Linked DNA regions of Mus musculus: all the other regions are linked to region 6. A link is a loop called in an ENCODE intact Hi-C map of the cell type or tissue named here. Cell type or tissue: gastrocnemius. All regions are shown on one strand. Region 1 overlaps Gm31615 (a long non-coding RNA gene). Region 2 overlaps Gm31615 (a long non-coding RNA gene). Region 3 overlaps Ston1 (stonin 1). Region 4 has its middle 18 kb from the start of Ppp1r21. Region 5 overlaps Gm31615 (a long non-coding RNA gene). Region 6 overlaps Gm31615 (a long non-coding RNA gene).

Region 1 (5,000 bases), 80 kb before region 6:
AAAAAAAAGATATAAAATTTGTGCCAGGCAGTGGTGGAGCACACCATTCATCCCAGCACTTGGGAGGCAGAAGCAGTCAGATATCTGTGAGTTCAAGGCCATCCTGGTCTACAGAATGAGTTACAAGATAGCCAAGGCTGTTACACAGAGAAACCCTGTCCAGAAAACAAAACAAAACAAAACAAAACAAAACAAAAGATATAGAATTTGTTTCTGTTTTTTTTTTAAAGCTATGTCCACACTGCAGTTTTCCAAACACTGTTAATTGATGATTTATTTCTCATAGACTTGGGTTCGACTGTGAACATTCTCTTCTGGAATACTATCTATGTGACTTTATGGAGCTGTGCCATACTATGTTAATTATAGTAAATTTAAAAAGTAGTCATGATGTAGGTCACCCCTGGGGACTGATTTTGAACAGGATAGCACCGTAGTCTGTTTCCACACTGAAGAGGGCTGAAGAGGGCTGTGGGAGGTAATGTAACAGGCACCTTCCCCTCAGCTCCACTGCCACGCCTTAAAGATCAGCAGGGTACTATTGCAAGAGGTCTGCAGGGTTGCAAACCCACATGTATGGCCTGAGTGAATTAAAGTGCACCATGTGAATATATTCCTGACATTAACTGAGTAGCTCTCCAGAGTTCATTAATTCCTACCCAAAAGCCAAAACCGAGTTAATATTTATTAATAGAAAACACTGAAGATCTGCAAAAAGAAGGGTCTGTTGTTTCCTCTATTTCGGATTCATGATTCAAGTCAGTATGGAAATCTATGACATTTTAAGAGTCAAGACTCATGCATGGTGATGTGATATTCAAGCTACATCCTGGAGAGGTCACGTGACAGCAGCGAGAGACATTTAGTTCCTCCTTCTCCCAGAGTCAATAATATTGACTTCCTCGACTCTGGGTTGAGTGGCTGTGTCAGAGGCTGAGACATACATTGATACAACTGTACAATTTCAAAAGCCTGGGGAGACCGCAAGTACAGCATGCCAGACCTGCATATATCATTGTATTTTGCTGTTAAACACATATTAACTCTATTTTAAGCTGGGGGAGGCACTGCCAGCTGTTAGTTCTGTTTCTTAGGTGTAAATTAATGTAGGAAGTAAACTTATACACTACAAGTTCTTTGCTCAGTATACCCACAAACACACACATTCATGCATGCATGCACACAGGCTAATCAGTTTACAGAACCCTTGCTGAAATATATTGTTGCAAAATACCTCAAAGTAAAGGTATCTATTACCTCTTAGTAAACAGATCAGACGCCTATACTATCAGCTCCTCTGAGTTAGCTGAGCTCCTCCTACTTGATGTTGCCAAGAACTGTGAGAAGCGCTAAGAACAAGGCAAGCCCAGAATCAAGATGTGTGCATATAAAGCACTCGTATTGGCCTCCTAAGAGTCATTCAAAAGTTTGGCTTTCAAAAACAAAATTATTTCAAACAGTTCTAGAAGCTAGAAGTCCAAAGTCAGAGTTAGTAGGGCCAAACACTCTCTGAGAGCTCCAGGGGATAGACCATCTTGGCTTCTCCTTTCTTTTTTTATTTCTTCTTTGTGGTGTTTGAGATAGTCTCCTATATCCTGGGCTAGTAGCCTCAATATGTAATCAAAGAAGACCTTGAACTTTCCATCCCGTCACCTCTATCTTTAGTGGTAGGAGGCCCTCCCGTAGTACTGCCTTGCTCCAGTTTGTGTCTCTACATAATTGTCTCCATGCTGTCAGTGTCTTTTCTTCACGGCAGTCACGGAACTTAGAAATCACCCAGTTCTATATACATCATCTTAACTCGAGTACATCTATAAAGCCCTCATTTGGGGGGAGATGTAATTTAACCCACAGTGTGTGTGTGTGTGTGTGTGTGTGTGTGTGTGTGTGTGTTTAATCAAAATATGACATAGAAAGAGAACTTGTGTTAATGAGAACCTAGTTAACTGGTCAAGTTCATTTTGAAACATGTTTTTTAAATACTTGCCTAATTCATTGTTGCTTCATTCAATCAAGGAGTGATGGAAACTATGGGGGTTGGAGGGTTGGGGGTCATCAAGGTGACAGAGCCTGCCAGGCCCAGGCCACCACCCTGTGGACAGATGGTACATTTCCTTCACAAAGATGTGGGTTGTCAGGAGTGGGAGAAGGCTGGGGACAGAGAACAGAGAAAGTTCCTTGGAAGGGGAGCTGGGATATGTCAACAAAGCACTCCACTTTCTTCAGTTTCCAGGAGAGCATGTCCTGGTTGGGGCACAACAGCCCGATTTTGGAGGAGATATCAGTCAGCCTGGTGAGCTTTTCCCCTTGAAAGAGGTGGCAGGGACTGAGACAGGCCTTCCCTTGCTGCCTTGTCACATGGTGACTGCAAGAAAAACAAGCTACTTGGCTTCTCTTCCCTCTCTGTCCTCAGCCAACCTCCCCTGACGTGGGATCTGATTCAGGCCAGGAACATGATTCTCAAAACATATTTCTATGCCTTTGGTTTCCTACCAGGCAGTATCTTTTCCAGAGCCAATATTTTTCTACAGATGGCTAAGTGGCTGCTTCGGATTCTGTTTGATTATATCTATTGACACCATTTTTTTAAATGTAGTAACAGATTCAGAATCAAGAGCTCCAGGGGGAATGCACACTTTCCTCTGGCTGACATAAAGAGCTGTAACAGAAGTTCTAGCTGGCAGTAGATTTAAATCTGTGTAGTCTCTGTTTAAGAGCTAGCCAGTCCTCAGCTAAGTAGTCCGGTCACTCTCCTGGCCTCAGCCACATGAAGTTACTTCTTCATCATGCTCTCCTCCTGTGGACCCAGTGTCCCTTCTTCTTGTCTTTCACCTGGGATATAAAAATCTAGACTCAGAAGAGCATATGTCAATCTCCCCTGTGCAGCCGTATCTGCAGCGTATGAACAATACAAAGAAGCTCACGGGAGTGTCCGAAAGCCCAGCCATCGAGGCCCCCCCAAATTCATGATCTGTTTCCACCCAGAAGCTTTGTCTAAGACCTTGTATATACAAGTATGTGAAAGCAGATATAAAAGCAAACAACCAAACAGTTACTGACAAACCACAAACAAATCTATTTACTTTCAAACAATTATTTGGTACACATGATTTTACCATTTATTAAAACTGACACAAATGTGCTTATTTTTGTATAAAGAATTAGAGCTTGAGACCAAGCCAGCTTATTCAGCAGGCGAGGACTTCTTGCCAACCTGGGTGACCTGACTTTGATCCCGGGAGAGAACTGACTCTTGCAGGTTAATGTCCTCTGCTGAGCACATGCACACCACGACACACATGCACACAAGATGAACAAATGAAAAAAACGTAATGTTTTCGAAAAGTTAGATCTCAGCTGAAGAAAGATTTTGTTTTCCATAGTGAAATCATCATGTTTCCCTAAGAGCAACAGAGTTTGTGTGAACAGTAAAAATACTGCAATTTGGGGCTGCAGAGAGATCAGTGCTGCTCTTGCAGAGAACTGGGTTCGGTTTCCAGCACCCATATCAGGTGGTTCACAACTATCTGTAATCCCAACTCCAGGATATCCAACACCTGCTTCTGGCCTCTAAGGGCACCCACATGACGATATGCATACATACATACATACATACATACATACATACATACATACATAAAAGTAAAATAAACCTTTTTAAAAACACTGCAGTTCATGACATGTGGTAGTTTTGACTCCGAGTGAGGTGTTTTGGGAAGCCCAGATGTTCTTGAGGTGACAGCAATGGGCAGTTCACAGCGTGCATACTGTGTGCATGTGCACTGAATGCGTATTGTGCGTTTAGAACCAAGGCTGCAGTGAACTCAAGGACACAGCATGGGCGAGCACTGCCAGAGACACCTCAGGCTCAGCATGTATTTGAATCCAGTTTTGCTCGCTGAACATTTGAGAATCTGTCACCAAATTTCCGCAGCCCCTACATTTAGTTATTAGACCCTCAACAATGATGTGAACCACAGCTTCAAGAACTGGACAGAGGAGTGGGGAGCCAAGGCCATGTTTGTGGGGGTTCTTCTGAAGCCTCGGGTAGAAGGAAGTGCTCCCAGGCCCATGAAGCAGAAGGAAGTGCTCCCAGGCCTGTGGGGCAGTATGAGCCTACATTTGGATATGAGCTTATTATGAATTATCTGTGTGACCAGAGACACAATACCTAATCCTGGTGCTTGTAACTTCCCATTGAATCAAGGTATGTATTGGAAAGTTTACCAGGTTATTTTAAGAATATCACAGTGCTTGGTATATGGAACATACTAAAAATGACAAGCACAGTCACTTGCTAATAGAGAGCAATGAGGATTCTGTAGCCTTCAGAGAGAGAGCCTCTCCCTTTTTGCCCAACCAGCTAGCACTGGTAGGTTGTTTCTTAATAGCAAACATGAAGTCATGATATGGTTCTGAAGGCGCTGAGGACTTCCAGCCCCTCAACTAGCTGGGACTAGTTCTAGTGATGTCAAGCCTCACCAGAAAGCAGGCTTACCTCTCTGACCCACTGCCTGACCTGTGCGTCCCCATGTATGTGTCAAGAGTGTTAGGCATGCTCAACAGGCAAACAGACTCAGAAACAGGAGGATGTAGTGGGTTGGCCTAATGCTGCTTGTATTCTAATGCTAATTGCCCCCCCCAAGCTGTTTGCCCCAAAGATGAGAGAGTCTGCACTGAGGGACCCTGCCCTCAGTTAATTCTGATTGGTAAATAAAGATGCCAGCAGCTCCAATAGCTGGGGAGGAGATGCATAGGTGGGGTTTAGGTTTCCCTAGGCTAGAGACCACAAGGAGGAGAAGCAGAAAGGAGTCGCTAGGGAAGAGAGGAACGTGCAGGAGGGAGGAGAGCCATAGTGTGGTAGCTGAGCCATACAAACGTGGCCATGCCAGCTGGCCAAGGCCAACTGGACTTAAGAGCAGCCCAGGCGGAACACAGAACTTAGTTAAGTAGTAAATCGGAGTTATTGGTGGGAAAGAGGATTCTAAGGACGCGGAGGG
Region 2 (5,000 bases), 120 kb before region 6:
GTAGAATCCAGCTGGGCAGTGGTAGTTCACACTTTGAATCCTAGAACTAGGGAGTCAGAGTCAAGCAGACTTCTGAGAGTTTGAGGCTAGTCTGGTCTACAGAGGGAATCCTAGGACAGCCAAAGCTACACACCAAAACCCTGTCTCAACAAAACAAAAATTAAAAAACGAATCCTAGAATCCACCCCTCTCTGGCCAGAACTATTTACATGAGAGCAATAGACCAAGAAGGAGATGAGAAACATGGACCTGGGGTTTTGTCCAACATTCCCCCCTCTCCCTTGTTTTCTCAAGACTCTTGACTGGCCTGAAACCTAATACTCAGACTGAGCTAGCCTGGAAGATTGAGCGATTCTCCTGCCCCTGCACCCAGAGTTCTGGGATTACAGGTATGTGCAGCAATGCCTACACACTGTCCAACACATCTTTACTTTCTGTTTTTGCCTGGCCATATGGAGCTGTCTCTCATTCCTTGAGAACTCCACTCTCTGACTACCTACCTTCCATGGCAGTTATCATACCCTATAATTAGATATTTGCTTGGTAATTTGATTGTCTGATTTCATTATATGGAAGCTTAAAGAAAAGGCACTTTGATTTTGACCGGTTTGTTTTGGGAGATTTATTAACTTTGGTTTTGATTTTTGTTTCTGTATTTGTGTTGTGTTTTGTTTTGTTTGAGACAGGGTTTCTCTGTATAGCCCTGGCTGTCCTGGAACTCACTCTGTAGACGAGGCTGGCCTTGAACTCAGAAATCCGCCTGCCTCTGCCTCCCGAGTGCTGGGATTAAAGGCGTGCGTCACCACCGCCTGGCTAGTTTTGGTTTTGAAATATGATATTTACCCTAGCCTGGCCCTAAACTTTCAACCCTCTTGCTTTTGCATCTCTGGTTCGGATGACAAACGGGGGCCACCATACTGGCAAGCAATTTCCTTTGTTCAGAAGTACATTTTCAGTGCCTCATGAAAGGTAGCTGTTGTGGTTTGAATAAGAACCTGTGACTTCCACAGGCTCATAGGTGTGAGTGCTTGATCCTCTTTTAGCGGACCTATTTGGGAAGGATTAGGAGGTGTGGCCTTGTTGGAGGACATGTGTCCTTGGGAATGGTCCATGCCAGTCTCTGTCTCTGTCTGTCTGTCTGTCTCTCTTTCTCTGCCTGCAGATCGGGAAGTAAAGCTCTCAGCTACTGCTCCAGCACCATGTCTGTCTGCTTCTGACCATGATAATCATGATGTAACCCTCTGAAACTGTAAGCAAGCCCCTATTTGAATGCTTTCTTCTATACGAGTTTCCTTGGTCATGGTGTCTCTTCATATAAGTAGACCAGTAACTAAGACAGTAGTCAATAGCCTAGAATGTCTATTTGAAACACTTCACTTTTACTTGGTTGTTGGGATTTTGAGATTAAGTTCCACATTGCTCTGTTGGCCTCAAACTTGGTGTATGGCCAAAGATGGCCTTGAGTCTCCTGAGCCTCCAGCCTTTGCCTCTGGACTCTGAGATTGTAGTTATGAGTATCCACACCCAACTTCCCTATAATACTCATTGTTTTTAGTGAATTTGTATTTACATTTTCAAAGTCCAGTTTTCTGTCGCTACTTCAAATTACTTTCTTACAGAAAATCCAGCCTGCTTTCTCTTACAAAGTGTCCAGATCCTATGTTCATTCACAGAGCTGGTCTAGGACTCCTTGCTTTGGGAAAAGTGGCTCTCTTGCCAGACTGTAAGTCCCCGGAGGCCAGGGACCAAATCTCACTCATCTCTTTCATCTTTTAATTCCTCGAACCTGCAGCACGCAGCAGCAAATGTTGTTTGGGGAGAATCCGAGGGTGAGGGGTGGGCTCATCAGATAAAGATGTTAGCTGCTGAGCCAGAGACTGGAGTTAGGTCCTGGGTACAGGCAAGGTAGATGGGAAGCACTGGCAAGCTCCCAGCTGACCTCTGACAGTAAAGGATGGAGTCTACCTCTAGGTGGAGACAAGCCATCGCGTCCTCAACCCAGCTGGGCGAGTCAATCACCTAGCCCAGGAACGGCCCCTCAAGAAGGCTGATCTACCTTGAGTTGTGCTAAAGAGATAGGAGGAATACTTATATTTTTTACAACGTAAGGTACTTTCCTTCCCAATGTCTGCCCCCTAGTGCAGTTGCTTAGCGATACACAGCCAAATAACTTTGAAAATCCTCCCACTTTCCTGAGTAGCTCAGGAAAGCACAACTTTCCCTCTTTACCTCCATCCCTGCTCATGCTTCCTTCCCTCCTTCTCCTGAATTCCCACCACACGGCTGCTTGTCCACCATGAGCTGACTTCTGGGCTGGCTTTAATGCAAATGGCCTTCTCTCTTTCCTTTCTTCCTCCTCCTCCTCCTCCTCCTCCTCCTCCTCCTCCTCCTCCTCCTCCAGGCAGCTGCTGAGATTGACAAGTTGTCTACCATGGGGGTTTCTTTTAGCGAATAAAACTGTTCTTCTGGCTAGTCTTATGTCAACCTGACACAAGCTGGGTTATCCGAAAACAGGAAACCTCAATAGAGAAAATGTCTCTCCAAGATCCTGCTGGAGGGCGTTTTCTTAATAGGTGATTGATGGGGGAGGGACCAGCCCATTATGGGTGGTGTCATCTCTTGATTGGTGGTCCTGGGTTCTATAAGAAAGCAGGCTGAGCAAGCCATGAGGAGAAAGCCAGTAAGCAGCACTCCTCCATGGCCTCTGCATCAGCTCCTGCCTCCGGGTTCCTGCCCTGTGTGAGTTCCTGTCCTGACTTCTTCAGTGATGAACTGTGATGTGAAAGCGAGAGCCAAATGAACCCTGTGCTCCCCAATGGGAGGGGGACAATTTCTCAGTAATGTGATGACTGTGGTGAGACTCCCCAACATTTCCAGTAACACCTCCACACGCATGATTGCATGATTTGACACACATCTTCCATGTATATATATGTATATATACATATATACACACACACACACACACACACACACACACACATATATATATATATATATATATATATATATATATGGTTGTGAGTGTGCTATGGCAGAAGCATAAACGAACATGTGTGTGTGTCTGTCTACAATGTCAGAATTTATTGAATAACAGGAAATTCACAAGGTTAAATGGCTTTAATGGCAGCAATTTGTCAGATAATCTGGTGAAGTCAAAAGTGGGTTCTTTTATTCCAATCTTAATAACTAATATTAACTCATATCATGATTCACACAGTAAATAGGTTTAAATGTTTATATAAATATATAGTATCAAGTATGCACTTATATATACATTAAGTATGTATAACTTTATGCATTTATGATTTATTAATAGGGTCATTTAACACTAAATTGTTTGGTTTAACAAAAATATCAATACAGCATATTGGAAGGAGTTGGCGAAGAATAAGGATATCAGTAAGAGGCAATAAACTAATAGTGTTTGCCTTCATGAGTAGAGAGAATCATAAATGCAGGAACTTGGAAGCAGAAACAAATAGCTTAAAGTCTGAGACTGACGGTTGTGGCTAATAGAGCGTAGGTGCAACCCAGTTACAGGAAAATGCCGTTGTCCTTTGTTGTATAAGCCTTTGGCATTCCTTGACTATTTAAACCATGCCTGTATCTTGCTTTGATAAGTAAAATCAGTTAAAAGGCACAGTCATATTGAAAGTGCACTAAATGATTAGCCCACACGCCTCATTACAGCTCCGCCCCTGTGCTGGAGGAGAGAGGTATGGTCAGTGTGTGTGTGTGTGTTTGTGTGTGTGTGTGCTGTTGTTGTTGTTGTGAAGCATTTATGTGCCCAACCAAAGAGCTTGGGCTTTGTCATGAAAGGATCAGCACCCTTCAGGGCTGTGCAGCAGTGAAATAATAGGCTCAGGCATGCTCTCTGCGCATGCCTCTCTGCATCTGTAAACCGACCTGGCTAGTCACTCAACAGAAACATTCTGCCTTGTATCTTCCCTACCCTCAGCATTTTATTATGGAAACTTTTAAGTGTTTCATCAGAAGCCTCTATATTCATTTTGCTAGTGTTTAGTGCATATAACATCCCTTTATTCTTATTTTATGTGTATGTCTTGCTCGCGCCGGACTGGCCAGCAGTAACGACGCTGCAACAGGATCCTTCTGCACACGTTTATTGGGAGAGCTTGATTGCAGAGGCGCAGAGGCGAAGAGACCCCGAGCCCAGAACTGGTGCTGCTTATATAGGCCTAGGAGAGGCGTGTCTCACACCCGGATTGGTTATGCACTAAGCCTCATTTGCATGTTCCTCATCTGATTGGCTACTCTCTCTCTCTCTGTACCTCACAGAGCCTCATTATCATACCTCATTTGCATGTCTCACATCTGATCGGTTATACTCTCGAAGCCTCATTATCATGCCCGGGCCAGGCAGTGTCTTTGCAAAAAACTTTACTGCATATGTACACATTGGTTGTTTGTCCAAACTTATGCGTGGTGGCCAGCAGTAGTCAGTTCCACTCTGCAACGGCACATGTGGCTTCCCACATGTATGGGAGTCTGTCTGCATGTATGTCTGTGCACTACATGCATGCAGTGCCCAGGGAGGCCAGAAGAGGGCAGTAGATGCCCCAGAACTGGAGTTGTGAACTGCTTTGAGAATTCTGAGATTCAAATCCAGGTCCTCTGCAAGAGCAGTCAGTGCTCTTAAAATCGAAACCATCTCTCCAGTTCCCTAATTTATGTATTTTTTTGACCAAACAATTATACGGCTAACATATAATACCTAGATTCTGTAACATCTCACTCGGATGTGTGTGTGTGTGTGTGTGTGTGCCTGTATGTTCTGAGGCCAGAGGTCAAAGTTGGGTGCCCTCCTTTATTGTTCTGCACCTTATTTTTTTCAGACAGGGATCCGACTGAACCTAGAGCCTGCTGTTTTGATGAGACCGGCTGGCCAGTGAGCCCATGGATTCCCTCTCTCCCTTGCTCCGCATAGCACTGGGATTACAGATGCAATCCCATGCTTGGCTTTTACATGGACCCTG
Region 3 (5,000 bases), 390 kb before region 6:
ATCATCACTGTGTGTATGTATATCTGTATTATCACTGTGTGTATGTATATCTGTATTATCACTGTGTGTATGTATATCTGTATTATCACTGTGTGTATGTATATCTGTATTATCACTGTGTGTCTATATACCTGTATCATCACTGTGTGTCTATATACCTGTATCATCACTGTATGTATGTATATTTGTATTACCACAGATCAGCTCCAACAAATGGCTTTAGTCACAAACATCAAAAAGGTTTTCTAGCCAAAGATAAGAACAATATTTATATGAAACAGATTTGGCCAGAGTGTGTTTTAGCCCCTAGAAAAGCTTTTTCTGAGTAGACTGAGTAACCCCCCCCCCCCCAGTCATTGATTAAACCAGTATTTAATTTTAGATAATACAAAGACAAACTTCACGTTAGGTCATAGGGTTTCAAAGCCTGACTTGTAAACTGGGCTCTTTTTGTTCAGGTGGAATGTAACACTTTTTTGTTTTGGTAGGATGCACTTTTTTTCACTACTGAAATTCCCTCTCACGGTCCTGAAAAGCTTCTCCAGGAACAGATTACAGTGCAGAGACAGGCATACTGGCCTTCAGTGTTTCAGTCTAACATTTATTGTCAGAGAAGTGAACTGTGGATTGTGTGGACGGTGATCTATGCTGAGTCAGGCAGGCTCTGGGCAAAACCCAGGGGGTACTGGGTGCACTGAGAAAGGTAAAGTGGGAATTACAGTGTGTGTGTGTGTGTGTGTGTGTGTGTGTGTGTGTAAGAAAGAGAGAGGTTTTGGACACACCTGTATTCCCAGCACGTAAGGGGTAGGAAAAGGAGGATTGAGGATGTAGGGTCATCCCAGGCGACACTGTGAGTTTGAGGCCAGCCTGAGGCCTTATCTTGAAACATCGAACCACAACAGTAAAGCCCTCTGTTGACTTCACAAGTGCCCCGTGGGCCTCTCACATTGTTCATAGCATTTAGCCATATCTAGTTTAATCTATCTTTAAATAAATGTAACTTTTAAAAATCATCTCAAGGGGGCTGGAGAGATGGCTCAGCGGTTAAGAGCGCCGACTGCTCTTCCAAAGGTCCTGAGTTCAAATCCCAGCAACCACATGGTGGCTCACAACCATCCGTAACAAAAAATCTGATGCCCTCTTCTAGAGTGTCTGAAAACAGCTACAGTGTGCTTACATATAATAAATAAATAAATATTTTTAAAAAGTCATCTCAAAAGCTAGGTTAAATTCCTGTGCTGCTGCTGATAGAGCTTTCATCAGAGCATATCTTTGGGCCCAAAAGCACGAATTTAAAAGACTTTGCCTAAATTTGTTTTGAAAGATAAACCACCTTTCATTCTTTTAATGTGTTTCTTATTGGAATGTTGACTCTGTAAGAGGCCTGGAGAGGCTGTCCCTCAGTTCCCAGCAGATGCTCCACCCCAAACACAGAGGACGGGACAACAGCGGCCTCTGAGCGGCTGTAAGCTATCCACATCACTGCAGGCGAGACTATATGCACGCAGGCACGCACCCACCCACTAGCACACAGAAAGAGATCAGAGAAGCAGAGAGGCAGGATTCCTAGTCCTTCATCCTGTGTAGACTTCCGGCAGCAGCCAGGATGCAGTAGTTCACTGACACTCAGTCCACAGCCACTTCAGTTTCTTCAGTTTCTTTTCTTCAATTTTCGTTTTTTGTTTGTTTGTTTGGTTTGGTTTGGTTTTGGTTTTTTAGTGTTTTTTTTTTTCAGTTTTACATGGCTGTTGTGAGAATGGCTAATGAGAAGAGGCAGTGGTTTGGACAGAAAGTATTTACTACGTTGCCAAGTGATTTTAAGCTAGTATATCCAATTACCATACCAGCGGGGAACTGTGTGTTCTAGACTTAGACTTGAAAATGACACTGACAATTACTTAATTTTATGTATACATTGTCCTGGAAAATGTCTTGAGGAAGTTCCCCCCCCCCCCCAATGAAACGGGATGGGGAATGCATGAGAGTTGAAGACCTAATACTTTTTAAACGGTAGTCATGACATCTGCGTCACTTCTAAAAAGCTGGTGGAAAAAGTACTTTGCTCTCAAGCTTTCTGGTGTCTTTCTCCAGGCTTCTGTCCACTCTATGGTGTTTGCCAGCACACTCTTATTCAGGATTTGAGTTGAAGATTACATGTACTGTGCCTAAAACATTTTTGTCAAACTTAGAAGTGACAGAGAAAAGCCTGCTATCTCAGTACCTACCACGAGGGGGCACTGTCAGGCCTTAGTAATTATTCTGTCAGTAACTTCTCAGCTCTGGAGTGGGAACGCAAACCAGTCTCTTAGGTCGGGTTAATAGCCATTCCCTCCTGACCCAAGATACTCCATATCTGAAGCTGAGCTACTAAGAGCTGAAAAAAAAAAAGGATGTCGGAGAACCAAATCGCAGGGTTAAGAACTAAGAAGCTGGTAACAGAGGGCGAAACAGGGATGAACCTCGGGGAAGAGAAAACTGTAGTTGAGGGCCTACAATCATCTTTCTAAACCCCAGCTGCCTCCACATGGCGACCCGCTGCCTCCACTGTCTTTGTGCCAGGGGAGACAGTTTGGAAGTCTTAGTACCATGTTCTCATAGATCAATTTTGAAATCTACCCTTTTGAATCTCCCATGGTAGACAACGATCAGAATCCTGGCTCTCATTTCCACACACAGACACGCACACAAGGAAAGGAGAGCACACAGCTAGCTATACAGCCTGAGGCTGTTTTCCCTTGGTGCTTAGACACTGTTGGTACGAAAGGGTCCAACAGAGCGTCTGTGCAGAGTGGAGGTAATCACTGTGAATTTCTTGTGAAAGTGAACCTGCCTGCCTACATCATGGAGTTGTCCAAGAATGTGTGATGTGAACACACATTGGCAAGAATGTGTCACGAGAGGATGCCCCTTCACCCTTTCACTTCACCAACTTACATTATCTCCAGGAAATTCCACCCAGCTCTGTGCTGGATTCTAGGGAGATGCAGACACCCACATGGACCCCTGCTCACCAGAACTGAGCTGTAACCACCCAGCCAGTGAGACTGACCCAGAAGGAGCTGCTCAGAGGCACCAGGAGAGAAGGGAGCAGCAGCATCAAGCCTGGAGATTCAGGAGAATGAGATGACCCCTACCTACAATCCAGAGAAGGTCCACCTGGGCTTCCTTCCTTCCTTCCTTCCTTCCTTCCTTCCTTCCTTCCTTCCTTCCTTCTTCTTTCCATTCCTATAAACGTTTCCTTAGTACCACCACAGACAAACTCTAAACTAGGATGGCATTTCTTTCAGTATGTTAGAAGCAGGACTCCAACACCACGTGGAGTAACTGGGACCAGTGGGATCCAGGGACGATCCAGGGACGATCCAGGGACTCAGGAAACCCGCCCAACCAGTGGCACGGGTTCCTTCCTGTCTGGGCCGGTGCCCTGAGCAGAACTTGGGCCCAAACTCTGCAGCCAGTCCCACAACACCCAGTGGAAGCTCCACTCCCAGGCACTCTACAGGCCCAGGATCAGAGGATCGTAGCAAGTCCTGGATACACCATCACACTGGCAAAGCAAGATTTGGATCTAAAATCACTTCTCATGATGATGATAGAGGACTTTAAGAAGGACATAAGTAACTCCCTTAAAGAAATAAGGGAGAACACAGGTAAACAGCTAGAAGCCCTTAAAGAGGAAACACAAAAATACCTTAAAGAGTTACAGGAAAACATAATCATTATCAAACAGGCGAAGGAAATGAACAAAACCATCCAAGATCTAAAAATGGAAATAGAAACAATAAAGAAATCACAAAGGGAGACAGCCCTGGAGTTAGAAAACCTAGAAGAGAGATCAGAAGTCATAGATGCAAGCATCACCAACAGAATACAAGAGATAGAAGAGAGAATCTCAGGTGCAGAAGATACCATAGAAAACATGGACACAACAGTCAAAGAAAATGCAAAAAGCAAAAAGCTCCTAACCCAAAACATCCAGGAAATCCAGGACACAATGAGAAGATCAAACCTAAGGATAATAGTTGTAGAAAAGAATGAATATTTTCAACTTAAAGGGTCAGTAAATACCTTCAACAAAATTATAGAAGAAAACTTCCCTAACATAAAGAAAGAGATGCCCATGAACATACAAGAAGCCTACAGAACTCCAAATAGACTCGGCCAGAGAAGAAATTCCTCCCATCACATAATAATCAGAACAACAAGTGCACTAAACAAAGAAAGAATATTAAAAGCAGTAAGGGAAAAAGGTCAAGTAACATATAAAGGCAGGCCTATCAGAATTACACCAGACTTCTCCCCAGTGACTATGAAAGCCAGAAGATCCTGGGCAGATGTCATACAAACCCTAAGAGAACACAAATGCCAGCCCAGGCTACTATACGCAGCAAAACTCTCAATTACCATAGATGGAGAAAACAAGCTATTCCATGACAAAACCAAATTTGCACAATACCTTTCCACAAATCCAGATCTACAAATGATAATAGATGGAAAACTCCACACAAGGAGGGAAACTACACCCTAGAAAAAGCAAGAAAGTAATCTTCTTTCAACAACCCCAAAAGAGGATAGCCACACAAACCTAATAACATCAAAAATAACAGGAAGGAAAAGTCACTATTCCTTAATATCTCTTAACATCAATGGATTCTATTCTCCAATAAAAACTTAGACTGGATACGTAAACAGGACCCAGCATTTTGCTGCATACAGGAAACAAATCAGTGACAATGACAGACACTACCTCAATGTAAAAGTTTAGAAAACAATTTTCCAAGCAAATGGTTCCAAGAAACAAGCTGGAGTAGCCATTCTAATATGGAATAAAATCGACTTTCAACTAAAATAACACACACAACTATGATTTACATGAGAAGAAACTTGAAACTTTGACTTAGCAAGAGATGCATGGTTTTAGCAAATAAATATGTTAAAGAAGAAGCCAAGAAGGATAGGATCCACATGAACACAGTACCACTAACATAGGCAACCTGAAG
Region 4 (5,000 bases), 260 kb before region 6:
GGTGTAAGTGTGACTTGTTAGAGGAACTGTGTCACTGGGGGTGGGCTTTGAAGTCTCAGATTCTCAAGCCAGGCCCAGTGTCTCACTCTCTTCCTTCTACATCCCAACTAGGATGTAGAACTCTCAGCTACCTCACCAGCACCATGTTGACCACACGCCACCATGCTTCCCACCATGACGATAATGGACTAAATCTCTGAACTGGAAGCCAGCCCCACGTAAATGTTTTCCTCTAGAAGAGCTGCTGTTGTTTCTTCACAGCAATAGAACACTGGCTAAGACAGCACTGAAGGGCTTGTGGTATGGGGAAGAACTATACAACAGCACACCTCTGGTGCTGTCACCAAAGGATTTCTCCTGGGCTTCAGATCTACAGTTCACAGGAAACCCAGGGTTAGAAGGACACCATAAAGAGGTTGTTCTGTAGAGGAGTAAACTACTACACATCTGCAGTAGAGGAAGAACAAGAAGTGTCTCAGGTGAGGAAGAGTATAGGGTTTTCTTACAGCGTTACAGATACTGTGACCAGTTATCTGAGAGGAGCAGGAAGACCAAGAGAAGTGAGAACACAAAAAGATACAAAAGCACTCAGATGCTTTGTTACAATAAAACAAGATGTAGCCGGGCAGTGGTGGCGCACGCTTTTAATCCCAGCACTTGGGAGGCAGAGGCAGGCAGATTTCTGAGTTCAAGGCCAGCCTGGTCTACAAAGTGAGTTCCAGGAAAGCCAGGGCTATACAGAGAAACCCTGTCTTGAAAAACAAAACAAAAAAACAAGATGTACACACAGATTTGCATGCACATACACATAGACACACACAAACACATGTGAACACACACACACATGCACACAAAGACAGACACATGAAAAGACAGAGCATTTTGATTTATAGCAGTTCCACCTGGAAGCAGTCTAACTGCCAAGCAGTGGATATCTATGGATAGGATACAATGTAGCCACAGAAAAGAATGAACCACGGTGTGGGGGAAACTCAAAGCATCATGTAGAGTATGAAAAGCAGCACACAGCATTCTGCAATGACCTTCTTAATATGGGATTTAGAGCAGGCAAGACACCCAGCAAAAGAACCAAGAACAGTGTTCACTGAGTGTCATAGGGGCCACTCTGTGCGGTCATGGACATGTTCTTTAGCCTGGGAAGAAAGAGGATCAGTTGCAGCACACTTGTCAAAATTCATCCAACCGTGTGTGGAACGACTACGCGTTTGTTTATAAAAATGTATAGCAATTATTTATCTATGTGTCTATGTGTGGGGATAAGCATGTGTGTGTCCTATAGGCACTCATGTGGAGGTCAGAGGACATCTTGCCCGAGTTTGTTCTCTCCTCCCACCATGTGGCCCTCCGGTGATGGAACTCAGGTTAGCAGGCTTGGCAGCAAGTGGCTTTACCTGCTGAGCTAGCCTGCAAACCCTAGCTGGGTGTTTCAGTGTATGTAGGGGAGTGTTATTTGAGGGAGGGAAGGATGGGTGAAAGAGAAAAGGAGAGAGAGAGAGAGAGAGAGAGAGAGAGAGAGAGAGAGAGAGAGAGAGAGAGGCAGGGCACAGAACTAAGAGACAGAGCAACACAGTGCTGTGTGGACTTCTGGGACCCACAAACAATTGAGAAACATTTTGAAGAAAATCCCAAGGTGAGCAGAGTGCAACCCCAGTAGACCACTCTAGTGTATACTAGATGTGGCGAAGTGTGCTAGAAAAGCCCCTCCATTCCAACAACGTATCCCACAGCCTTAAGGTAAAGCAACATAATACTCACATGGGTTACATTTGTGCAGGGAAGAAGGAAACGGGAGTAAGGGGAGTGGCAAAAACTGGGGTGTGCCAAACTCCATGTTCTGACACACGGGCCTAATAGTTATTTTCACTTTTCTCTAGTGTCTATTCTAAAAATTTCACAGCCAAAAAAAAAAAAAAGTCTTCGGAATACAGGAGACTCAGTCGCAGTAATGTCGATCAGACTAGAGACCCCTTCTCTGCTTCGGCTTTGGGCAGATTGTTCACTTTTATTATTAAAATCCACACACCTGGTGGGTTATATTTCATTTTTTTGTTGGTCGGTTTTGAGTCCCAGGCTGGTCTAGAATTTGCTGTAAAAGCCAAGATTAGCCTTGACGACTCCTCACTCCATGGTCCAAGAGCTGGATGGGATGGCAGGCATGAACCACCGGTCCACCCACTAACCACTCAATGCCCCAGCCCAGCCAACAGATATTTATTAAGAAATAACCACAAGCCGGGCGTGGTGGCACACGCCTTTAATCCCAGAACTCGGGAGGCAGAGGCAGGCAGATTTCTGAGTTCGAGGCCAGCCTGGTCTACAAAGTGAGTTCCAGGACAGCCAGGAGTATACAGAGAAACCCTGTCTCGAAAAACCAAAAAAAAAAAGAAAGAAAGAAAGAAAGAAAGAAAGAAAGAAGGAAGGAAGGAAGGAAGGAAGGAAGGAAAGAAAGAAAGAAAGAAAGAAAGAAAGAAAGAAAGAAAGAAAGAAAGAAAGAAAGAAAGAAAGAAAGAAAGAAAGAAAGAAAGAAAGAAAACCACAAACGTCCCACAAACCTATCGCCCCTCTTCCCTATTTTCAAGGTCTCCGTTCCATTGGCTTTCTCAAGCTGTTTTCTGCCTGGTATAACCTCATTTTGCCACCAGGGAGCGCGCCATCACCAAATTTGCAGCCACTTGAGGTGACAGTCCTGAAACTGGTTACCAATCTGAGGCACGCCCATGACCACTGGTAGCAATTGTTTAGGCACGTCTCTCTAGTGACTTCATCTTTTTCAGGAAACAATTAGCCTGTTTGAACAGAACAGGTTAGGCAAATTCTTAACTGGAAAATCAGTAAGTCCTTTTGCAGGGCGTGTTGGGACACTTTGCACTCTTTCAGCTGAGTTAGGGTGTGGACCCTTTGTCCTCACGTGATGGCTGGGCAAGGAGGCAAATAGCCCTCTTATGCAGGCACAACCCTTCCTTTGTCCTGGGCGGCCTGGGCAGCGTTGGGGGCGGGGAGCACCTGTGGCTGGGATGAACAGACCCAAAGCAGTAAGGGGTCACAGACCAGACGCTGCAGCCCCCTCGGCCTTTTCTTCCTGGAACCCAGCGAGTTCCGGGCCACCTTCAGAAACACAAGCAAGGCTTTTAGACTAGGACAAGGGGCTGGAGGAGAGGGTGAGAGTTGAAGCACCCTTCTCAATGCGATTTGCCTGGGCTATTTCCAACCTGTTCAAGAAAGCCCTTGGAAATACGGGGTGCTGAAGGCCTGTCTCAGTCTGACCGCTGTCCCCCAGATCCGTACAATTCAGTCAGTGTGGATTCTAACCCCTTGCCCGCACCCCCACTCCACCGACGGCTGCCCGGTTTTCTCTATGAAGCAGCTACATCCAACGCTCTCTCCCAAACCCTGTGAGTTCAGGTTAAGGGTGCTTTGCGGACTCCCAGCAATTCTGTCTAAGCTTTAACTACAGTCATACATCCCCACACTTCTGACTCTCACTAAACTCTAAGGGACATAACGACTTGTTTGCTTTTTTGATACACACTCATTTGCCCAGCTAGCCTGGATCTCTAAGAAAATCTAAGGGTGACTTATAACTCCGGCCTCCCTGAGTGCTGGGATCATTATGCCAGGCAAGCACTGAACCCCCATAAAGCCATTTGAAAATTAAAAATATCCTCCACGTCTGTCATTTTCTCCCCTGAGACTGTGCAAACAGACCCCAAGGATCGCAGCGCTGGGATGTAAGAAAGTATTTGAGAACAAGAAACCTTCTGAAAGCCCCTCATCACTGAGGCACTGCCTCTGTGTACAAAACAGGCCTGGGGAGCAAGGGAGAGGAAGGCTTCGCAAAGACAGGAATGACAGCTGATGAGAGAGATTGGGAGGAGCACGACAAAGGATACTTTTTTTTTTTTCCCCTTTCTGGTGCTTTCTGTAGTCACGCCTTCAATCCCAGCACTGGGGAGGCAGAGACAGGTGGCTCTCTGTGAGTTCCAAGACAGCCTTGTTTACTTAGGGGGTGGGTTCTAGGTTAGCCCTATCCAGAAAGAGAGGAGAGAGAGGGAGGGAAGGAGAGAGAGAGAGAGAGAGAGAGAGAGAGAGAGAGAGAGAGAGAGAGAGAGAGAATATACCTGTCATGTTCAAAGCTGAGACTACAGAAGACCACCATCTTTTGTCCCACATTCTCCAAATCTCCTGATCCCTGCCCACTCCGGGCCATCCAAACGGTGCTATCACGAGGACTGTGATAATTAAATTCTGGCTGTCGGGCTGACGAGATGGCTCAGTGGGTAAGAGTACCCGACTGCTCTTCCAAAAGGTCTGGAGTTCAAATCCCAGCAACCACATGGTGGCTCACAACCATCCATAACGAAATCTGACGCCCTCTTCTGGGGTGTCTGAAGACAGCTACAGTGTACTTACATATAATAAATAAATAAATCTTTAAAAAATATATAATATAAAAAAAATTCTGGCTGTCATGTGCACTGGGCACTGAGGTAGGTACTGAAGAATTCATATACAGCCACAGTCGGGGCTGGGTAGTGAGTGAGACGCTCCCGTGGTGGAGAGAAGTGTAGAGCTTGGCAAGATTACAAAGGAGATGGGAACTGATCTGGTCCCCCAGTCAGTGGGTACATGAGTGGCTTACCGAGGGACACTGGGTTGAGCTATGGGACACAGCTGTACAGAGGACAGTCAAATACTTGACCTCCTGGAGGGGCATTCTAGTGATGCATGCTACACTAAGTCAGAATTTTGTTGGCAGTAGAAAGGGGAAGAGGTCAGGGGAGTTGGAGAGGGAGAAGTGACTCTTGAATGGTGACTCACAGATGAGAGGTGTAGGCGCCTGGGGGCGGGGCCCTGGGCATTGGGAGCAGAGGGTGTGCAGCACATTTGGGGAACAGCAAAGGGAGGGACTGGCGTGGCACAGGCAAGGAAGAGAGAGAAGCAGAAGGCATGGGCAGGCTTTCTGAACTGTTCCAAAGGGG
Region 5 (5,000 bases), 48 kb before region 6:
CCCCCAACTCCCGACCCCACCCCGTACTTCTTTCATCAAGGCTACACCTCCTAAGCTTCCTCAGCAGGAGACCAAGCACTCAGACGTCTGTGCCTGTGTGGGACATTCTCATTCAGACCTCCACAGTTTGTCTGTGTGACTCGGGAGCCAGCACAGTGTGGGTCTATCTACTGAACTCAGGCTTAGGGAGGAGAGCTGTACCTGCTGAGCCATCTCGCTGCCATCTCCGTAGTTCTGATAGAGAGAGAGAGCGCGACCTTCACACAAAGACAAACCGCTTCTAAAGCCTGGAGAAGAGTGCCCAGCACAAAGCGATTCTTCAGGAAAACTCTGCTGTTAAATTGTATACGAGTTCTAATTGCTAGCACTGCACTGCACTAATGATAAAAGAACCGTAGCAGCCCTTGGTGCTGAAAGGAAGGTGACCCACAATTACCCTCAGTGAGTTTCATTAGCAATGAAAAGGGCTCAAGGTCATGGTTGGGCCTCTAAATGGGCAGAAGAAAAATCACACAGGAAAAAAAATAATATAAGGCATTTTAACATGATGGAGCTTATGTTTAAGAGAAAGAGGATGTTTCCATTTAAACCTGAAGCGGGGGTTTATTTAAAGAGAAACAGGGACAGGGACAAAGGTGATTGTGCTGATGAGAGATAACAGGACAGCTTTCAGGGCACCTCCAGAGCAACCCCCACCCCAGGAGTCTCCAGTCCCGTTTCCCCAAACAAAGGAGAATTTTGGCTTTTTATAACCTTAGGGGAGTAGCAGAAGGTTTCCGTTCTGTATGGCCTATGTAACAGAGCCCTCAGAGGAGATGGGGATCAAATTGTGAAGCCTGTCACGTCACAATACAAACTGTTTTTTAACTCTCTGTCCCAGGACGCGTGGGGGGTGGGGAGGGGCATAGAGCTGTAGCCTAATTTAGGCTATAGGATCTGACTAGTGGGCCAAGAAAGACACAATGCTATCAAGAGAAGGGGGGAAGAGGAAGAGAGAGGGGGAAAGGTGGTGGCTGAAAGAGAAAGGGGAAAAAGAGATAGAGGGAGAGGGCATTCCCCTTATTTATAGGGAAAATGATGTAACACAGGTAAAAGTGGGAGGTGAGCCAAGTAGATTCTGGGAATAGGTGCCTGTTGCCTTGGCAACGGGTCTGCGGGTCGCACTGTCGCCTGTGTGACGTCATAGGTTTGGGAGGTCGTGATGCCAACAGCATAAGCATGCAGCAGTGAATCCTTCATTTGTCCAGACCCAGTCTCCAGGGCCACAGCTTCCTACACAGACATCGCCCTGCCCATCCGATGGGGTTGTTAGCATCTTTCTCTCCTCTTGAGGAAACACAACCGCTTGGGACTCAGTTCCTTTTTCAGATTTATGTCTTTCAGTCAAAGGCTAAGTAAGTCCTTGGTTTTATAAATAATGGCAGATGGTAAGAATGGATCCTCTCCCTCCCTTCCTCCCCCCTTCCTTCCCTACCCGCCCTTCCCTCCCTTATGCACTTTCTTCTTCCTTCCTACTATAATATTCATTTAGAAATAGCTTTTACTAAAGACAGTCTCCTCACCCCTTGGGCCCACAAGGTAGCTGCCATAGTTAGCTTTTCTTTTCTTTTCTTTTCTTTTCTTTTCTTTTCTTTTCTTTTCTTTTCTTTTCTTTTCTTTTCTTTTCTTTTCTTTCTTTTCTTTCTTTCTTTCTTTCTTTCTTTCTTGTTGTTGTTTTTCGAGACAGGGTTTCTCTGTGTGACTCTGGCTGTCCTGGAACTCACTCTGTAGGCCAGGCTGGCCTCAAACTCAGAAATCCGCCTGCCTCTGCCTCCCAAGTGCTGGGATGAAAGGTGTGCATCACCCAGCCATAGTTAGCATTTCTATTTGCTGTGACTAGATGCTACAGCGACTCTTAGAGAGGACAACATTTAACTGGGGCTGGCTCACAGTTCAGAGGTTCAGTCCGTTGTCGTGACAGAACGCATGGTCGCATGCAGGAGACGGTGCTAGAGAGGCAGCTGTCAGCTTTGGATCTGGATTTGCAGAACGCAGTAAGACAACAGCACTGGGACTGGCTTGAGCTTCTGAAATCTCAAGCCCACCCGCAGTGACACATTTTCTCCAAATAGGCCACACATCCTAATAGTGCCACTCCCTATGGATCAACATGGGCATTCTCATCAAACCACCATGGTGAGTAGAAGCAGAGCCTAGCATTACTCTCCATTCTGGTCTATCTGAGTTCCCTTGCCTCAGACTCCTGCTTGCCTCTGTATACGCATGGTAGTCACTAAGGAGTGAGTGTCTGTCACCTTACCTAGCCTGTCTCATCCTGGCTGAAGGCAGAGTCAAGTCATTATGTTAAACCAATGCCTCTAGGAACGGACTCTCCACCAGCAGGTGGGGCAGTTATCCACAAGGGTGAGGCTATACACTGGAGAAGCAGCCACCTCCTCAGATCAGCTTGTCTGCTCCAGCAATAGAGACTTCTTAGGATCACTACAGAGCCAAATGGAGACAGTGATCAGTGACAGCACAGAGCAGGACCTCTGAGGGGCACAGACTCTGGCCTGTGCTTCACTCTTCTATTTAAACCTAAAGCTCACCAGACTGGCGTCACGCCTACAGTCCCAGCAATCAAAACCACAAGGAGCACCCTTAAGTTGGAGGCCAGCGTGATCTACATAGTGAATTCCAGGCCAAGCAGGGATACACAGGGAAGATTTAACTCAAAATCAAACAAACTGACATAGAAAGAATGCAAGAGCCTAAGGATGGGGGAAGAGTCGTGCAAAATGCCATGTTCTAGACACAGAATTGCAGACACGAACTCAGAGGCTGACAGCTATGGCTACCCAAGGCCTGCACAAGATGGGGCCATCAATCTTCTATCATGACGGGGAGACTTATAAGGCCTTACCCCTCCTGGGCCAGGAGCTTTTGGCATGAGCAGTTGCTGGGGAAGGCAGCCTTGTTCACAGTGCTGTAATCAGTGTTAAGTTGACCATCCATGGGTGGGTGAGATGGCTCCACGGGTAATGACAGTTGCCACCAAGCCTGACACCCTGGGTTTGATCTCTAGGACCTGATAGGTTTTCTTCACTGATAAAACAAGCCAATTCGGTCGGGCGGTGGTGGCGCATGTCTTTAATCCCAGTACTTGGGAGGCAGAGGCAGGTGGATTTCTGAGTTCGAGGCCAGCCTGGTCTACAGAGTGAGTTCTAGGACAGCCAGGGCTATACAGACAAACCCTGTCTGGAAAAAAAAAATCCAATTCAAACAGAATCAAGAATATAGGGTTGCTGATCAGAAGGGAAGGGCGGGACCTTTTGGCCTATTCCATTTTGGTCTTTGTTCCCAAACCTGTGGCCTAACAAGATCCACAGGGTAGAAAGAAAGAGCCAACTCCTGGAGGCCTCTGGCCTACACATACATATACACATTCATACACATATACACATACATATACAACACATGTATGTTTACACGCACAGGCACGCACATACACACACAGACACACATAACATGTATATATATGCACACTGAGTCATAACAAAACAACAAAACAAACGAAAACGACTCATGAAAATATGAAGGGTTCCCTGTATCTAAGGTTCAAGGGACATCACAGAAGAGGGGCAGAAGGATTTGAACAAATCAGAGAACTAGGATACTGTGACTTCTACATATGTGACACTGGGCCTTATATATATGACAGCTATGCCCATGAAGTCTTAACAATATGGTCACCTAACCAAGACCTTCACAATGACACCAGTTGATATGCCAACATGAACAGGGGAAATCTCACAGGAATCCAAACCTAGATGAAGAGCTACAGACCATTAACAAGACACACACACACACAGAGGGAGAGACAGAGAAAGAGACAGAGAGACAGACACACACACACACACACACACACACACACACACACAGGGAGAGACAGAGAAAGAGAGACAGAGAGACAGACACACACACACACAGACACACACACACAGACACACAGACACACACACACACACACACACACACACACACACACACACAGAGGCGTGCTTCAGACCCCTGTGAAGGAGAATTCATGGGAAGAAGCTGTGTCTGCAGTGATTGATTGACAATCTGTGTGTGTGTGTCTGTGTGTGTGTGTGTCTTTGTGTGTGTGTCTGTGTGTGTGTCTGTATGTGTGTGTCTTTGTGTGTGTGTCTGTGTGTGTGTGTCTGTGTGTGTGTGTCTGTGTGTGTGTCTGTGTATGTGTGTCTGTGTGTGTGTGTCTGTGTGTGTGTGTCTGTGTGTGTGTGTCTGTGTGTCTGTGTGTGTGTGTCTGTGTGTGTGTCTGTGTGTGTGTGTCTGTGTGTGTGTGTCTGTGTGTCTGTGTGTGTGTGTCTGTGTGTGTGTGTCTGTGTATGTGTGTCTGTGTCTGTCTGTGTGTGTGTGTGTCTGTGTGTGTGAATGTGTGTGTGTCTGTGTGTGTATCTCTCTCTCTCTCTCTGTGTGTGTCTGTGTGTGTGTACATGCATGCACATGTGTATGTGCAAGTATTGAAAGGGAAGAGAACAAACGCCTGGGTGAGGGAGCTACACAGCTGTCTCTGTGTGACTGATTTCTCTCTACCCATGATGCATGCAGTCATGGCCAGGAGTCCTAATCAAAACTCAGGTTAGAGAGAGGAAATGTCACAGGTTGCATGGAAGTTGCCTAGGACACAGGAACCTCAGAAATGGAAACCTAAAAATCCAGAGAAATGTTATGCTTAGGTTTGCTGAAGACCGAGCAGGTTGATGTAACCACACAAAGGGAGTGATATAATGGCCAGACTGGGAGGGAGCCTCAGGGACCTATCTGCCTGGATGCTGTGTGGCGCACTTTCCTCCTAGCCTGGGGCAGGGCTCCTCTGCAATGGGAGTTTTCTTTTTTTTTTTTTTAAGATTTATTTATTTATTATATGTAAGTACATTGTAGCTGTCTTCAGACACTCCAGAAGAGGGAATCAGATCTCGTTACGGATGGTTGTGAGC
Region 6 (5,000 bases):
TGAGCTATCTTCAAAATACTTGGCCCACTTCTGTCACTACAGTTTTACAAACCTCCGGTAGGAATTTCCGGGATTGTGTTACTGGTCTAGATTTTGAAGTAGCTTTCAGAGTATGTTGTTTACATTGTCTCTTAACATCCAACAACTCTGTCAGAAGAAATTTTGAAGGAAAAAAAAATCCAAAGATTCTTGGAAACTTCAAAGTCTGGTGGTGAAAAATAAAAAACTAGAAAGCAAACTAACAGGCTGGTGAGATGGCTCAGCGGGTAAGAGCACTGACTGCTCTTCCAAAGGTCCCGAGTTCAAATCCTAGCAACCACATGGTGGCTCACAACCATCCATAATGAGATCTGATGCCCTCTTCTGGGGTGTCTGAAGACAGCTACAGTGTACTTACATATAACAATAAATAAAATCTTTAAAAAACAAACAACAGCCAGTCCCAGCACTCGGGAGGCAGTGGCAGGTGGATTTCTGAGTTCGAGGCCAGCCTGGTCTACAAAGTGAGTTCCAGGACAGCCAGGGCTATGTAGGTTCTCGAAAAAACCAAAAAAAAAAAAAAAAAAGAAAGAAAAAAAAAGAAAGAAAGCAAACTAACTTTTCAATAGGGCACAGGACAGTGTATGTGTGTGGTGGGTAGCATTTGTGTACCTGTCTGTAAGATTGAAGAGATACAAAGTGACCCCCGGGAAAGTGATCTCTACCGTAGAGACCTCCCACCCACTCATTGCAAACTAAGGGTCTTTCTTTTTGTTAGGTTAGTTTGTTTGTTTTTTGTTGTTGTTGTTTTTGTTGTTGTTTTTGGAACACTTACCAGCGCAACACTGGGTATAGGAAGGGTGTAAGGAGGCCCAGTTACCCTGCCAGGACTAGGGAACACTAAGGAGAACTCTGGTACCTGAGCTCAGGCTGCAGAGAAGTGGATGCTGCCCTGCTCTGGTTATGACACAGCTGACCCGCACACAGACTGGCTGGGAACACTGGAGAGATCTGATTGGAACCAACCACCCTGCTAGGGGAAACCTACTGGGATTGCCTACAGCAAGAACACTGCCCTTCCTCCTGCTGCCTGGAGTCTCCCTCTAGTGCCCAGATTGGCAGTTTTTCAGTTAACAGCTTAATAATTAGCTCACCAAACACTCGTGCAATCACACACTAATATGATCTGTCCTGTTCGCTGGGATACCTCAGTGCTTAGTTTCCTGGTATAAAACACAAACGGAAAACATTTGTTGATGAAGGTGGAGCTTACACTAGCTGTTTTCCAGTCTGCATTCAAAGGCAAGAAGAGTCCAAAATAACCTCGGTTGTCCTGCCAAAATTTAAGCTCATTCCTGGCTCTATTTATATTTCTCCCAGTTGGCTCTTGGCGGGGCTGTAGGAGGCAGCATAGATAGCCTAGGGCTTCGGAGAAAAATGCAGGTCCAGTGTAAAATCCCAGCCCCTCTAAGAGTTGAGATTCTCGGGCAAATTACTCAGTACCAAAGGCTTGCTTCCCTCATCTGCAAAATGCAGGTGATGATGCTGTGGGGCTTAAATAAGGCAGTCCTGCGGGGGCATGTGTTCCTCAAGGGCTCCCGCCCCACACCCCAGAGGGGTGGGCCCGTGAGTAGCTTGCCCGGATTTCCTGATCGCTGACCATGGTCCAAGCGGGAGGGCCATGGATTCGCCCATGGCTTCTAGGCAGGCCAAAGATTGTAGCACCTCAGTAGGCTAGGCATGGCACCAGGCAGACAGCTAGAGCCCAAGCTCGGCAGCCCAGGACGGCCCTAAGAATTGCGAGGGAGTTTCCTAACAACCCTATTTCAAATTTCCTAATAGTGGAGTTTCAAAGCCAGCTACCTCCTGCCCAGCACAAACGAGGGTGTGGTTGTGTTCACATTCACACTGAAACAAAAGAAAACTAGCAGAGCACCCCCACCCCCCACCCCTACCCCCTGGGCCTCGCTCAGCTCCGGACATTTTCCCAGGCACCCGGTGCAGCCGAGCTACGGGCACGCCCTACGGCCGCTGCACTTTCCAGAGCCAGGGTGCAGCCTCCCCCAAGGTCGGATCCCAAGGGGCTCCAAGGACCCGGCCCCCGGGTGAGCTGGCCGGTTTGCCTTGCCGAGCTAAGTCCGACCCGCAGTTGCAGCCAGATACTGGCCCAAGGCCTGTGGCTGGGCTCAAAATCGTCCTCTCCCGGGCTGGAATCCTGGGAATGTCGCTGCGGGGAAGCATCTGGCTGGCCTCCGGGCGGCAGGAGGGGGTCAAACCTTTTTCGGGTGATTTTGCACAAAATTCTCCCTACACCAAGGGCTGCGGTCCTGGGAAGTGGAAGCCCAAGGAATGACAAGAGAGCTGCTCGCTCCTTCTCCAGGTCGCCTTCGTCATGTCTAACTCCCGATACGCTGCCGGCGAAGCAGACAAAATGCCTTTTCCCCGTTCCGAAGACCCCTTCTTTGTGTCTATGGAAGTTCCTTCCTCGGTTGCGAACCATCTATGCCACCCGAGCGGGTCTTTCCAGCTGGATTGTCGCCACCTCGTGGCTACCTTGGTCCTTCGTCCCCCTAAGCCCTTTGCTCTCTTTGGTCTCAAGCCTATTTTTCTTTTCTTTCTACAACCAGCTATGGACTGAAACTTTATAATCCTGTTCTCTGGGCTTAGGATGTGAGCTGGGATACCTCTGTCCCCTTCTTTCTGTTACACCGCTCGCCTTCTTAAAGAGAAACGAAGCAGGTGCTAGTTGGAGGGCAGGAGTCACCGGGTTGGCAAGCCTGTGGGGGCTCGGTGTGAGGCGCCAGTCCTCTCTCTACCAATTTCCCATGAGACAAACTGATGATTAAGAAGACAAACGCACTCTGTCTTGTTCCTACTGGTTAGTGATGCTATTACACTCGATGAGTATTATTAAAGGACCCCTGTCATTAGAGACTCCCTGTTATTATTGTTATTATTATTTAGCATTTATAATGTATTCCTTATTTTCAAAACACACTATTATCTCCCTGGACTTTCCAAACACAACTGAGCGGCAGGCAGGTGACAACTTCATAAAATAGGGAAACTGAGGCACTGTAATTAGTACAGAGTTATTGGATTAATGAGTCAACAGTAGTCATTTCTCCCCAGAAGATTACTGCCTTACTCTGAACTCATGGATTCCAGTAAATGGTGATCCTGGTTTGGGAAGCTAGTTTCTCACACTCACTTTTATGACCCACTTGTAATCACGTTAGAAACCCAGTCAGGGAAGTCTTCGCACTTATGAGTCATTACTTCAAACTCATTACTGGGCACCTGGGCCACCTTAATTGTATTTTATTTTACAAGTCGAATTATTGTGATTATTGTTACTTAGTATAATAAGTATTTATTGTATTCTGCTAAAATGTATATAATGAATCTCTGTTTTTAAAAAGTAGTAACATTAGTAAGATGGATATATTTTGATCTAGAGAACAAATAGCTCTCTTTCTTTCTTTCTTTCTTTCTTTCTTTCTTTCTTTCTTTCTTTTTCTTTCTTTCTTTGTTTGGATTTTCGGGACAGGGTTTCTCTGTGTAGCCCAGGCTGTCCTGGAACTCATTCTGTAGACCAGGCTGGCCTCAAACTCAGAAATCCATCTGCCTCTGCCTTCCAAGTGCTGGGATTAAAGGCGTGTGCCACCACCACCGGGCAACAAATAGTTTTCAAGATAATCACTCTTATTGTTTGTTACCACAGGCATTCAGGAAAAATTAACTATATTATATATGTGTAGATATTTGGTTGTTTCAAGACAGAGTTTCAGGCCCTTTGCTGTCCTGGAATTCACTTTGTAGACCAGGTTAGCCTTTTGAACTCAGAGATCTGCCTGCCTCTGTCTTCTGAGTGCTGGGATTAAAGCACCTAACTTTGATTATATGATTTTAATGCTGAAGCCTATCAGCCTTTCAGAGACAAGAAAGTTCCCAAGCTTTGCTTCTAGTTTTAAGAAATCTCCAGTCTTAGCCGAGAGTGACTCAGTCCTAGTACTTCGTAGCCGAATCCCTTTCATAACTGAGTTTCCACTCCCAAGGCAGTAACAACATATGGTCATTTCCAATGTTGTATCAATATACGAAGATTTCTACCAATGTTCTATCTTCACAGAAAGGAGCTGTGTCGAGCACTCCGTCTCCTTCCTTCTGGATGAAAGAGATCTGGCATCCTGGAAGTCTCCAGTGCACAGCTTCGGCCTGTGTGGTTTGGAGAGTTGGGAAGTTTATCCGTCCATCCTGCTGCTTGGATGCCAGCCACGCAGGAGTCTCTCATACAACCTTTCTGAGTTTTTCTTTTTACCCATTTCTCATCTCAAATAACAAATTCCTAAAGGCATAATTTCAAAGAAGTTGCTCATCAGTTTAGGGGACCTGGGCCAACCTTCCCAACCTTCCCTTGTGCCCATTCATTCATTCATTCATTCAGAATGCATATGTTGTGTGTCCATATGCTGCATATTAATAATAGCTCCTTTCTTCAGTAAGTTGGGGCTAGCTCATTCCTGCGCAGCAAAGCTTCATGGTTAATTCTTGTTATTCTTACTCTGTAGTGAGAAAACTGGAGCTCCCAGAAGATGCCTATCATAGCACAAGTAGACAGGAACCTGGGAACATGCATGAGACTGCAACTCCCAGCTACTCTGACAATCAAAGCCCTGCGTTACCTTCCTGCACCTGTCACATGGAAGCATGATGAGAGGATGAAGCGGGTAAATATGAGCAGATTACTAAATTAATTTATTTATTTATTTATTTATTTATTTATTTATTTGGTTTTTCGAGACAGGGTTTCTCTGTATAGCCCTGGCTGTCCTGGAGCTCACTCTGTAGACCAGGCTGGCCTCGAACTCAGAAATCCACCTGCCTCTGCCTCCCGAGTGCTGGGATTAAAGGCATGTGCCACCATGCCCGGTGCTAAATTTATTCTTAAATAAAGCATTGTATAGATATTATTTACATTGATAGAAATCTCTATAACTGATACAAAATTGAAGTTATAA

Evidence for each region. Hi-C counts contacts between places; a loop is a spot of excess contacts. Peaks named below come from ENCODE experiments on the same cell type or tissue, not always from the same donor. Only the 100,000 strongest peaks of a DNase experiment are listed, where the experiment ranks them.
Region 1: it touches region 6 in a loop (2.8-fold over the local background); 6 of 42 quality-filtered maps call a loop at or near these places.
Region 2: it touches region 6 in a loop (2.4-fold over the local background); 7 of 42 quality-filtered maps call a loop at or near these places.
Region 3: it touches region 6 in a loop (5-fold over the local background); 23 of 42 quality-filtered maps call a loop at or near these places.
Region 4: a loop joins it to region 6, with 11 times the contacts of the local background. A loop is called at or near these places in 37 of 42 quality-filtered maps.
Region 5: it touches region 6 in a loop (5-fold over the local background); 12 of 42 quality-filtered maps call a loop at or near these places.

What each region holds. Positions count from the first base shown.
Region 1 is chr17:88,333,708-88,338,707 of GRCm38, reverse strand. All of the region lies in intron 3 of Gm31615 (a long non-coding RNA gene), which reads left to right. Among named protein-coding and RNA genes, the nearest start is that of 1700116H05Rik, 29 kb to the right of the region's middle. In gastrocnemius, no CTCF peak of the experiment used is centred here; DNase peaks (open chromatin) are centred at 2,127, 2,380 and 4,870; H3K27ac peaks cover 4,983 bases.
Region 2 is chr17:88,378,261-88,383,260 of GRCm38, reverse strand. All of the region lies in intron 1 of Gm31615 (a long non-coding RNA gene), which reads left to right. Among named protein-coding and RNA genes, the nearest start is that of Gm31615, 7.9 kb to the left of the region's middle. In gastrocnemius, CTCF peaks have their summits at 1,980 and 4,554 (motif pointing right); DNase peaks (open chromatin) are centred at 1,947 and 4,558.
Region 3 is chr17:88,638,471-88,643,470 of GRCm38, reverse strand. The region is part of intron 2 of Ston1 (stonin 1); the gene reads right to left. Among named protein-coding and RNA genes, the nearest start is that of Gm38460, 13 kb to the left of the region's middle. In gastrocnemius, a CTCF peak has its summit at 2,215 (motif pointing right); a DNase peak (open chromatin) is centred at 2,227; H3K27ac peaks cover 800 bases.
Region 4 is chr17:88,509,150-88,514,149 of GRCm38, reverse strand. No RefSeq gene overlaps it. Among named protein-coding and RNA genes, the nearest start is that of Ppp1r21, 18 kb to the left of the region's middle. In gastrocnemius, a CTCF peak has its summit at 2,662 (motif pointing right); DNase peaks (open chromatin) are centred at 2,209, 2,671, 2,992, 4,899 and 1 more place; H3K4me3 peaks cover 141 bases; H3K27ac peaks cover 774 bases.
Region 5 is chr17:88,301,588-88,306,587 of GRCm38, reverse strand. All of the region lies in intron 3 of Gm31615 (a long non-coding RNA gene), which reads left to right. It overlaps 1700116H05Rik (a long non-coding RNA gene), which reads left to right. Exons shown (of 4, transcript XR_001782254.2): 1 at 1-1,394; 2 at 1,880-2,033; 3 at 2,112-2,175. Among named protein-coding and RNA genes, the nearest start is that of 1700116H05Rik, 3.5 kb to the left of the region's middle. In gastrocnemius, a CTCF peak has its summit at 2,379; no DNase peak of the experiment used is centred here.
Region 6 is chr17:88,253,407-88,258,406 of GRCm38, reverse strand. Gm31615 (a long non-coding RNA gene) reads left to right here. Exons shown (of 7, transcript XR_877113.1): 4 at 4,112-4,709. Among named protein-coding and RNA genes, the nearest start is that of 1700116H05Rik, 52 kb to the left of the region's middle. In gastrocnemius, CTCF peaks have their summits at 1,103 and 2,536 (motif pointing left); DNase peaks (open chromatin) are centred at 1,410, 1,606, 2,131, 2,498 and 1 more place; H3K4me3 peaks cover 2,464 bases; H3K27ac peaks cover 3,241 bases.